Linked DNA regions of Homo sapiens: region 2 is linked to region 1. A link is an interaction called in ENCODE POLR2A ChIA-PET data of the cell type or tissue named here. Cell type or tissue: MCF 10A. All regions are shown on one strand. Links, peaks and the distances in the headings refer to the core of each region. The heading gives the core; the rest is flanking DNA. Region 1 overlaps NIN (ninein). Region 2 holds the start of ATL1 (atlastin GTPase 1).

Region 1 (2,915 bases), core at 320-2,819:
CAAGAGCTCCTCAGTGACAGAATCTTCATGAATGACTTCTTAGGAAAAAAGAAAATGGAGCCTAACAAGCTGCAGAGAGCCACACTACAGCTGTTCCTAGCATGTGGTCAACTACACTTTTACCATCATTATCATTCCTGAATTATACTGCGAGGCTTACCTCTCCATCCACATTCTGTAAACCATACTGCTCACAGATGGAGACCAGCTTCTTCCGGTTCAGGTGACCATCACGGGTGATCCCCAAATCTTCACAAACTTCTTGCAGTTTCTCTTCTATCCAGTCTTGGGGAGGGGAAGATCCACTCTGTGAAGCATTCAAGTCATCTGGGTTCCAAAACCTTAACTGGCCTGAGAGAGAAGCATATGTTGCACGGTTTCCAAAGGAATTGCAAAGAGAGAGTGCCTATTCTTAAAGAAAACTGTGCTTTTTGAAAATAAATACTGTAAGAAAAAGGCAATAAATGTCAATTCCATTTTGATTTGGTCCTGAAGCTCCCATGAAACAGAATCAATGGTTCTAAGGCTGCAACTAGAGTAAATGGGTACTTTTTGGCTCCCTGACAGTCATACCGGTGTAATAAATATAATCTCCTGTGCAATACTGCAAAGTTCTAGGCTTGTTTTATTTCAGCTGAGCACATCACAAGCTTAGGCTATAGTGATCATAGAGAAAGAAGGCTGGTTGAGGGCCATTATCGAGAACTCTGTAAGCTCTATCTCAACTATAGCTACCAGAATGTATTACCTCCACTTTCTTTCCAGCCTAAGTACTACAGCATCTTTTACTGAAAAGAAAATAATTTCATGATAAAAGTCTCAACATTAGCCTGTTCCCAAATCCTTACATATGAATATTCTGACATACAGAAACCAACAGTCCAACTGAAATTAAAAAAAAAAAATCAATGGTTGCAAGCTATAAGTTCCCAGTTATCTATACATTAAATTTCATTTGAAGACTTAAGGATCAAACTACTTATTTAAAAATCAAAACTTCTTATTTATTCTCTATTAAAAGCCCTCACTTCTAAATTTTGCTTTACACATTAGAGATTCTGTAAAGTCATTACTTAAACATGAGATAATTACTGGCACAATTTTGTGTGCTTGGAAGAACCTCAGAGGGTTGAAAGCAGTATTTAGTGCTACTCCCACTCTTTAGTGACAGGAATTAAGCCCATTACTGCTGTGGCGTTTCAACCTAGAGAACAGGTTGTAATTACACTTAAGTACAGTTAATCCACAGAGGGCTGTGAAGTGGGCTGAGGTTCTGTTAGCTGAACCACAGTGCCATCTGGTGGCCAGAGGATCAACGTGTTCTGATGCTTCTTAAATACATTTGAAACTTGTCAAGGGATGCATTTTTAAATTAATTAATTAATTTATATTGTTATTTTTATTTTTTGAGACAGAGTCTCTTCTGTTATCCAAGCAGGAGTGCAGTGGCACAATCACGGCTCACTACAGCCTCCAACTCTCGGGCTTAATGGATTCTCCCACCTCAGCCTTCTGAGTAGCTGGGACGACAGGCATGTGCTACCACACCTGGCTATTTTTAGTAGAGACGGGGTATGCCATGTTGCCCAGGCTGGTCATGAACTACTGCGTTCCAGTAATCCTCCTGCCTTGGCCTCCCAAAGTGCTGGGATTACAGGCGTGAGCCACTGTACCTGGCCAAGGGATGCACTTTAATAGGTCACTATTTAAGACTGTTAGAAAATTAATCTGAAAGTCTGTATAAGAGAGAAATTAGCCCGTAAGTAAAATTATATATCTTAGTTACCATCTCTTGCATGATACTAAATGCTAGGATTTTAAAACTAAAAGCTATCAATTGGGAATAAATTTTTTGTTGCTGTTGTTCTTAATGTTAATTCCCCTGGCCTGCAGCATAAGAGATCAGAAAGACCGGGTGTGGAGAGCACCCGGCGGCCCTTCCCTTCCAGGCACGTCCTGACACACTCGGCTCTTACCTTCCGCTTCATACTCCTCACTGCGTTGCGTCTTCCAGTGCTAGAGAAGGCAAGAGAAGATTAGTGTGCTTTAGAACTTATTCAGAAAGAACTATCCTAGCTTTTCCTAGAGCAGATCACTCTCTGGCTCTGAAATCATCATCTAAGTGAGTCACATAATTTCAGGACTCTCTAGTGTATCCATCTAGATGAGTTCTCTTCAGTTAACCAGCCAATCAGGACGAGACTCCTAAGAAACACCACACAGCCTTCTGCAGCATTTCACCAAGGATTTGTCCTCATTTGCTAGGTCACTTATTCAACAGCAAAACCTATCACAACCAATTAAACCCAGCCAAAGCAAATATCCAGTATCCATCAACCAACAAGTATCTGTACACATGCATTTATGAATTTATTCTTCAATAAATGTGTACTGAGTGCTTCTCTTTGTGCTAGGTACTGTGCTAGGTCTTGGTAATACAACCATGAACAACCATGAACAGGACAAACATATTTCCTGCCCCAAGAAGTTTATATGCTAATGAAGACATGCAGACAAGAAAACAGGAAATACAACAGGGTAGTATTTTAAGTGCTATGACAAGGAAGTTCAGGATGCTATGTTGCTATGCAGATGGGATACTTTAGACTTGTTAGATCGGGAAGAAGCAATGTCTAAACTGAGACCTGAAGGATAAACTGCAGAGAGCCAAATGAAAAGAAGGGGGCAGGCTGGGCACAGTGGCTTGCGCCTGTAATCCCAGCACTTTGGGAGGCCGAGGTGGGCGGATCACGAGGTCAGGAGATCGAGACCATCCTGGCCAACACAATGAAACCCCATCTCTACCAAAAATACAAAAAATTAGCCAGGCGAGGTGGCGGGTGCCTGTAGTCCCAGCTACTCGGGAGGCTGAGGCAGGAGAATGGCGTGAACCCGGGAGGCGGAGCTTGCAGTAA
Region 2 (2,915 bases), core at 309-2,808, 220 kb before region 1:
GAATTAGCAGAGATCATGGATCTGGTAATTAAGAGGCTGGCAGTGATCTCCTAAGAACCGATCAGTACAGAGTGTGAGTAACAACCAAATGGCAGAAGGAAACTGTAAGGGACGGCATGATGGTATCTTGAGGTTGAGGTAGTATAAAGGGACAGTGTTTCCAGGTTACTGAAAACAACTAAGTTTGTAGCAGAGAGAAAGCAGTGAAAAGGGAAAGATTGAAAGTATTTTTATTTTTTTTCTTTTCCTTTCAAAATTGTCTGCAACCTTTATGGCTGCCAGGGCCCACCCATACCCAGACTATGTAGTATGATTTCAGCTCAAATAATTGCTATTGGACTATAGGTCTGGACCTTATCTTTGCAAATCTAGTGGGAAATTTTACCCAGTGGATATTGAGTTACAGATCGTAATGAATCTACAGCTTTCATTTATCTTGATCTTCTTGATATAAATTTTGCTATTCTAATTTTAAGACAAACTACTCAGTATACATATACAAAAATGCATGATACCCTCTTTACTAACATGACCTTGCTTTTAAAATGGAAAAAAAAATGGGTGCCTCGTAGATAAATGCACATTATTTTAGCTACTTTGGCTATATAAATGTTGCCAGCTTGTTTGTACTAATGTATAACCGTGCTTGAAACAGGTATTTGAACATCCAGAATCATGCAGTATATCGGTTTGTGTATTTCTGATAACGCTGTTAAATTCTTTGAGAGTGTGTTCGAGGGGGGTGCTGTTTATTTGTTTGTGTTTTCCGTTGAAAATGTTGCGGTACGTGGTCTATCACTGTCTTCACGGTCTGGGGGTGGACTGAGGTAGGGAGGGTGTGACGCTGGTATCTGTGTGAACTCGGGCTTGTGATGCTGAGCTTGGTTCATCTGCTTTCTCCTCCCTTTTCCTCCCCACTCCTTCCCACCAGCGCCACAGCAACATCCTCAGAGTCTGAGCGAACTGCGCCCAGCGCGGGCACGGAGCCTCCCACCGCCAGCAACCTGCGGCCCCGGAGAAGGCAGCGAGCGCAGTGACAGCGCCTCACCGCCACCAGCTCCTGGACCACCATGGCCAAGAACCGCAGGGACAGAAACAGTTGGGGTGAGTAGCAAATGAGAACTTCTGCAGCCTGCACGGGGTCTTCTGGCCCTCCACTTTCTGCTTCTGTGGAGACAGGGAGGGCCAAGGGCTGCTAGGTGCCTGCGTCCACGGCTGGGAGACGGGCCGTAGCCGAGCCGCTCCCTGTTTGGGCGGAGGAACCATGGCCGAGCGGTACCCGCGTCACCGAATCGCGCTGTCGGGGTGAGGGCTGCAGCTTCGCGCAGGCCGGGCCTCCAGCTCCTTCTTCCCCACCCCCCTCCCGCCTCCTCCCAGCATTTGGACAGCACCCACCAGGCGCCTCCGGGGACTTGTGGGTTCCGCCTTAGCGATCGGTTGGGAGGAAGGCTATGGGGGTGGGCAGGGGGCTGTTGTTACTCGGCCCCAGAGGGGCGAGGGGTCGGGGATCTAGAGCAGGCCAAGCCCCAACCCCCCTCCCCGGGAGCCGCCAACTCGCTGGCTCTGCAGGGCGCGGGCTCCCGGCGGCGGGCGGCGGGCGGCGCGCTGGAACAATGAGGCGGAGCGCGCCGGGTCCCGGACGGACGGTAGCAGACCGAGCAACTGGGAGAAGGGCCACCCTCTTGGGAATTCCTGAGCACTGCAGTACTCCTCTTAATTTGGGGGTTGGGTGGGGGAATTGGGGAAGAAGGAGAGCAAAGTTGTGGTTTCCAGCCTTCTGCCCCACCCCGACGTGGTACCCCATTCAGACCAGCCCCAAGGGTGGCTTTGTTCTTTGATTTTACCTTTTGGAGACATTGGGCTCATGATTCAGCACCAGGCCGAGGGGAGGGGAAAGGAGAGGCGAGACCCAGTATGTTCACACCGCGAGTGGGTGGGCGGTGCTCACGCAGGCGGAGAAGAACGGGCGCAGCGATGCGGAAGAAATCGCGGCCCCGCCCGCCTTGCTGCTCCAGACCTAGTTCTGGACGGTTAGTGTGGGCAGGCTGGGCGTCTTTTTGTCGTAGGTTCCCGATTTCTTGCAGTCACAGTGCTAAACTCACCAGCATCTTAGGAACGAAAGCCCTCTAAGGCATTTATTTTATTATCTGAACCAGAGAATGTCTCAGGCTACTGTGGCTTGGTGGGTAAATAAATATTTTGTTCATCAGCTTGTTATTTAGAAATTGTTATTTGGAAATAACAGTTGTTATTATTTGAAAAGTTCAGAGCTGCTTGATTCTGTTCCACATCTCAGTGAGAGCTCTTCTATAACTGTTTATTTGAGCGAGAGGCACAAATGTAAATTTTAATTGGTTATTTCAGTTTACTTTAATCAAAAGACCGTGTATCTCCTTGCCTCTGATTGTTCTAATGGTCACAGGATACGGTAGACAAGGTTTACATTTGGGAGATTATCCAAGGTTTGTGGTAGGCATGGAGAGTTGGAGCGGGGAGGTCTGTCATGACTTAGCTGAGTTTAAGAGAAAGTGGTTCCATTTTCTGAGATCATGAAACTTCAGTTTTAACAGACCTACCTGACTATTGCAATAAGTTTTATTTCCTTCTTCTGAAATTTAAGTAAGCATTTGCAGTGTATCCCCTTTCCACCCGTTCTCTTGGCCTCTAGAATAGGAATTTATTGAACACACACAATTAGGGTGCGTATATTCAAGTCACTTTTGGTCTCAGTCTCCATGAATTGTTGTCTCCACCCTGTTAACAGAAGCATGTGAAAATGTATTCTGAGGATTAAAATTTTTCTCCTTTATGAAGCTTTGGATCATTATTGCGCAGAATTTCCTTTGGCTATAAACTTTTTTTTTTTTGAGATGGAGTCTTGCTCTGTCGCCTAGGCTGGAGTGCAGTGGTGCCTT

What was found. Peaks named below come from ENCODE experiments on the same cell type or tissue, not always from the same donor. Only the 100,000 strongest peaks of a DNase experiment are listed, where the experiment ranks them.
Region 2: POLR2A ChIA-PET joins it to region 1 with 23 read pairs; 3 of 35 experiments call an interaction of 5 or more read pairs at or near these places.

What each region holds. Positions count from the first base shown.
Region 1 is chr14:50,776,789-50,779,703 of GRCh38, forward strand. NIN (ninein) reads right to left here. Exons shown (of 31, transcript NM_020921.4): 6 at 1,977-2,016; 7 at 161-351. Among named protein-coding and RNA genes, the nearest start is that of NIN, 53 kb to the right of the region's middle. In MCF 10A, for the core only: a CTCF peak has its summit at 1,298 (motif pointing left); a DNase peak (open chromatin) is centred at 1,283.
Region 2 is chr14:50,559,196-50,562,110 of GRCh38, forward strand. ATL1 (atlastin GTPase 1) reads left to right here and starts at 950. Exons shown (of 14, transcript NM_015915.5): 1 at 950-1,104. The coding sequence starts at 1,071. It also overlaps a transcript of MAP4K5 not described here. RefSeq lists an enhancer at 1,044-1,543 and a silencer at 1,285-1,644. In MCF 10A, for the core only: no CTCF peak of the experiment used is centred there; a DNase peak (open chromatin) is centred at 1,346.